Linked DNA regions of Homo sapiens: region 2 is linked to region 1. Evidence: chromatin contacts called from ENCODE Hi-C data. All regions are on one chromosome and are shown on one strand. Each heading gives the region's core, a stretch centred on a gene start or an enhancer-like site at or near the end of the contact. The rest is flanking DNA. Distances are from core to core; before and after follow the strand shown. Region 1 holds the start of PCA3 (prostate cancer associated 3). Region 2 holds the start of PRUNE2 (prune homolog 2 with BCH domain).

Region 1 (2,705 bases), core at 91-2,590:
CTGTGTCAAACGATGTGAAGACTGAGGTCTTCTTCTGGTCGGGGCAGCATTATAGCATCATGACAAAAAGCCCAGGTGCTGCCTGCACTGGAAGTCAAGTCAATTACTGGTCATGAGATCTTGAGCAAGTTACTTAATTTCAGTTGCCACATCCATAAAATGGGATCATAGCAGGACTACTGGTGTCACAGAGTTACGTGAGGTTTAAATAAGTTACCTTAAAGGACTTAGTACAGTACCTGGTATACTATGTGGCTTAAGTATTAATAGGCTTTGCAGTAAGTGTAGTCATCTAAGTGAGCCATAACAAGCATAGGCGTGCTTCTGGGAGTGCTCACCCCAAGTCTGAATTAGACGCAACTACTCTCTACTCTCCTGGAGAAAACATACTCGTAATACCACTTCAAACACAAGCTGGTGGTGTACTTGCCCAGTTCTACCAATGAACTGGGATGACACAAAAGTAATGAACAGATGAAGTTTCATATCCCCCGTCCCCAAGAGAGGATCTGGTGTCGTCTATTTAGCTTCCTTGCCTCTCCTGTGCTCTCTGAGGACTGAGAGATTAAAAGCCACGTTGGTGGATACTGCAGAAGAGCAGGTGGGGAGGAGAATGGTATGGCAGTGACAGGAAGTGCTGGGAGGCCCAATATGGAGAAGGAGAGGGGTAGTGGGGAAGAGGGAGTGGGATAAAGGGCATGGGGAAGCATGGGGAAGAGGGAGCTTTCTTCTGTGTTTAGACAGTGAGAGGTGCCCATGAGTCAATAAATAAAAGAGGAAAGGAAATTTAATGAGTTGCCATGGACTAAGCACTTCGATTGAGTTACACTGTTTGAAAGATATTAGTAAAGATGGGAACTCACATTTGGACAAGACTTCACTAGAGGAGCACCTTAGGAATTGACCTGTGGATCTCAACTTCGTTAGGGTTAAAAGATTATTTGTTGGGCAAGGGTAGGACCAATAACCTCATTCACAATGCATTCATTGATTCGTTGATTCACAGAGCAAATACTTCTGAACAACTCCTGTGTTTCTGGCACTGTTCTAGGCACCAGTGATATAGGAGCCAACAAGACAGACATGTCACTGCTCTCATGGAGCTGCATTTCAGTGCATGGAGGCAGAAAACAAACAAACAAATAAATAAATAAATAAATAAATAAGATAATTTTTAATAGCAACGTGTCAACATAGTGTGACGGGAAGGAGCATGATGAGACAGAAGGAAGGTTTAAACTGGGAAATCTGAGAAATGGTATGGTTGTATGTGGGTTGGCATTCTTGCATGATGGGAGTGGCCACCTGCTTTCATATTCTGAAGTCAGAGTGTTCCAGACAGAAGAAATAGCAAGTGCCGAGAAGCTGGCATCAGAAAAACAGAGGGGAGATTTGTGTGGCTGCAGCCGAGGGAGACCAGGAAGATCTGCATGGTGGGAAGGACCTGATGATACAGAGGTCTGTAGGCCATGGGAATGGGTTTGGAATTTTATTCAAAGAGCTATGGGAAGTGACTAGAAGGTTTAAAGTTGGGGAAGAGGTTTTGTGTTTCTGTTATATTTGTGTTTTATACAAATTACTCTGGTTGCTGTGTTGATAGGACAGCAGAAGGGTAGGAGCAGGGACACCAGTTAAGTTATTGCAATGGTTAAGGTGAGAGGTGGTGGCTGGGCCTAGGCCTTTTTGGAGTGAACAAGCTATTTGCTTGGCTTCCATGATCCTTCTCCCTCCACTGGAATGGAAGGTACTTGATATTAGAGATTTTTGTCTGTTTCATCACTACTGTAACCCCAATGTCTACAACAGACTCTGGCACATAGAAGACACTTGTTTAATGTTGCTGACTAACTATACTGAGAGAGAAGAATGATGCAGAGCAGATTTAGAGAAAAAGTCAAAGGTTCTGTTTAGCACATGTTAAATTTGAGATACCCATTAGATATTTAAATGGAGATATCAAGCAGGCAAGTTAGAGATATACGTTTTGAGTTCAGTAGCAGATGTACATTTGTTGGGGGCGTGACATTAACATATAACCACTTAGAGTGGACATGCAGTTAGAGAAAAGTCAATGAGCTGGAACCAAGCTGGGAATTCCAACATGTAGAAGTTAAACACAAGAGGAGGAGCCAGCAAAGGAAACAGAAACAGAGCTTCCAGCAGGTGGGGGGCATTTGGAAGAAAACGATGCCATAGAAGCCAAGATGAAATAGACATCAAGGAGAAGGAAGTAGTCAATTGTTTTGAATGCTATGAAGAAAGATAAGAATAGGTAAATAGTCCTTATATTTGATAACAGAGGTCACTAGTGATCTTGATGAGGGGTTTCAATAGAATGGTGGGATTATATACCTCCCTGGATTCAACTGAGGTAAGGAAGGCATACAGAATAGAGACAGGCACTATAAACAGCTCTCATAATTGCATTCTAGCAATTAGCACACTGTCTGATGGGGAGGTGGCTCAATCTTTCTTGCATAACTGAATGAATGAGTAAACTATCTATCCATCCATCTATCCATCCATCCCTCCACCCATCCTTCCCTCCATCCATCCATGGGGTTTGAGCCTTCAAATGTAGAAGGCACAGCCTTATCTAGTGAGAAGACATTTGGATTAGGAGTTAAGAGACAGAATCATACATCCACAGTCACTGTTTAGCTTTCTGAACTTGTCCAAACCAGTGCTTTTCTGGGACTCACTTT
Region 2 (2,700 bases), core at 60-2,559, 140 kb after region 1:
TGTAAGGATCACACTTCCGTCTGCACTCTGAATGGTGGTTCAGGCATCTTTGGGCCCTCCCTTCCTGCACTCCCTTTGTTGTGCGAGGGTAAATGAGTTACAGTAATAACCCTGCAAATATCCTGCCTTGTGATTAAAACATTACCTTAATGCAGACTTTACATTTTGGCTTCTATGAAGGCTTAAAGGTTAAAGGCATCATAAATTATGCATTTCTTTCTATGCCAGGCCTGTAAAAGGTGCTTTTACAGTTCTTTAAAGATATTGCTTCTAAATGAGTACAGGCTTTTCTTTTTTTTTCTGCCAAAACAGAAACATTTCCATTATGTTTATTACTGCTGTGCTGGAGAGCCAAAACAGTTTGGAATTAAGAAACTGCTAGAGTCTGTTGTTTCAGAATGTGTAGCAACTGTTAACATACACAGTGGAGTTGCCCATTCACTGTTTGGACAGTGATATGGTAAACATGGGCTAACACACAGGTCTGCTCCCGGGAGAACGATGATCTGGTAAACTCCAGAACACCAACAGTTAGAGCTTTCCCCTTCTGCCTCCGCCCCAATTTACAGATGTGAACAGGAATTAGCGAGACACAAGACACACTAGAATATCCCTAACTCCTGCAGTGGAGCAAGCTCTATTCTGTGGATTCTCCAGTACCACACATGTCCTTGCTACCCAGCACCCTGACTTCCTCACTTTTGTCACCTCCAGCTGAAGTACAGTTCTAAGGGTCTCTTTTTTTCCTTTTACACTTACACGTAATGCATCTGCAGAAGGCTGGGCTCTTTATCTCAAGGAAGACCACACCCATTTATCCCTTAGCTTTCAGGAGCAAACTGCTGATTTAGGGACCGAAGCTGGACTGAAGCGACCCAACTTCAGCCAGGCCACAACCTCCTTCAGCTCTGCACCTCGTCTGGTTGCGGTGGAGGATTCTGGAGACAGATTGCCAGCTTTAAGAGCCAGAGTTCCTGAGATTTCTTCCAGGAGACAACCCGCACACCCTGATAACTCCGTGGCAAAGTTGTTTCTTCCTCCTCTGCTGCAACACCTTTTCCTCTCCACCTTTCCATTAGCATACGCGCGCGCGCACACACACAGCTTTGCTCACTCAACTTACCAGTTTAGATTTGGCGCGTTGCAAAAATTCTTCCATGTCGTGGCTAGGGGTTTGGAACCCGGGTACTCGGAGGGGCGCAGTGGAAAATCTCGGCCCAAGGAAGACGAGCGGGGTCCCGGGAAAGTGGCCCGCCGGGGCGCAGCGACCGACTGCTCCCTCCTGCCGCTCTGAGGCGGCTGCGGCGGAGGCTGTGCTTGCGCCCTCGACCGTCTCGCCCAGGGCTCCCCGCCCCACCCCTCGCCCGGCCGCCGGCTCTGGGCACCCGACTCTGCCCTAATAAGGAAAGTGGGTGTGCCGCCCAGGAGCCCCGGGGCGCGCCGGGCACGCTCTCTGGCACGCGCCTCGGGCGCCGTGGCGCGTGGGCGGAGGTGCAGGGGTATGGCGAGGGGCTCCTCCGCCAATCGCAGGGCCGTGCTGCGGCCTCCTGACGTGGCGCGCCGAAAGCTGCTGCAACCATGGACAGCGCCCAGAAGTGCGAGCCAAGTGCAAGGGGCTGCTGCAGAGGGAGGCTCTGCCGCAGGCACCGCCGCGGTCAGCGGGGGAAGGTGGGAAGAGGGAGACGGGTCCCAGGAGAGCCCCCGCCTCGCCCAGCGCCTCACTGGCTGGCTGGCGCGTTACGGAGCACTCCGGCGGTCACTTAATGATCTGGTCGGCTGGCCTGGCCGGGGGAGGCACTCAGCTAGATTGGCGTGGGAGGGACGAGGAGAGAAAGAGGGGAGTTACTGCTGAGCTAAAAGCAGTACGACCTTGATGGATAATAATCAGAAGAGCAGGCTAGGAGGTTGGGCGAGGCTGCGTCTTTCCTCCCTACCATGAAAACATGTCCACACAACAATGGGCATCCACAGTTCACCCCAACTAGGTGCCCTTATGTCAGCCCTGGGACTAATGCATAGATACATCCTTCTGCAGTTCCCATCCACTGACATGTACCCTCAGGGAAAGCTGGGGCAATAGAACCTTGCTAAGGTGAGGTGCAGTCTGCAGACCGGCAACATCAGCATCGCTGATCTTATAGAAATGCAGAACCTCAGTCCCCTGCTCCTACTTACCAAATCAGAATCTGTGTGTTTCTATGAGACCCTCAGATGATTTCTATGCTTGTTAAAGTTTAAGAAGTACTACAATGAACAAATGAACTTATATCTACAAACCTTATTTTAAATCATGGGGTTTTGTTGTATGTAGCCTTGTCCGGTCCCCAAACACACTACATCAGGCTTTCTCTGACCTCTGGGCTTTTGCACACCACCTGTAAGATCCTTCCAGCCCTTGTCCTAGCCCCCAGCCTCAGCTGTTCTACAGAAGTAGCCTCAACCCTGACTGCACAGTAAAATCACATCGTAATCACCTGAGACTTGAGAAAGTACTGATACCAGGGCTTTATCCCAGTCCAATTAAATTAATATCTCTGGGCATGGGGCCACAGCATTTCTGTGGAAAGTGACCCAAGTGATTCTAATGTGCAGTTCAGGTGTGATGCTCTGATTCTCGATGAACTTTACATGTATCTAAATCACTTAGAGGGCTTGATGAAACACAGATTTCCGTGCCCCATCCTTAGAATTTTAGCCCTA

Evidence for each region. Hi-C counts contacts between places; a loop is a spot of excess contacts on that map. Pooled maps may share reads with other maps.
Region 2: a loop to region 1 is called in a map of sigmoid colon, with 5 times the contacts of the local background. The contact joins the promoter of PRUNE2 here to the promoter of PCA3 in region 1. A Hi-C loop is called at or near these places in 3 of 168 maps with a recorded cell type or tissue (ascending aorta, prostate gland and sigmoid colon) and 6 of 50 pooled maps.

The regions. Positions count from the first base shown.
Region 1 is chr9:76,763,098-76,765,802 of GRCh38, forward strand. It overlaps PCA3 (prostate cancer associated 3), which reads left to right and starts at 1,341. Exons shown (of 4, transcript NR_132312.2): 1 at 1,341-1,458. The region is part of intron 6 of PRUNE2 (prune homolog 2 with BCH domain); the gene reads right to left.
Region 2 is chr9:76,904,805-76,907,504 of GRCh38, forward strand. PRUNE2 (prune homolog 2 with BCH domain) reads right to left here and starts at 1,310. Exons shown (of 19, transcript NM_015225.3): 1 at 1,124-1,310. The coding sequence starts at 1,159. RefSeq lists a silencer at 1,380-1,439.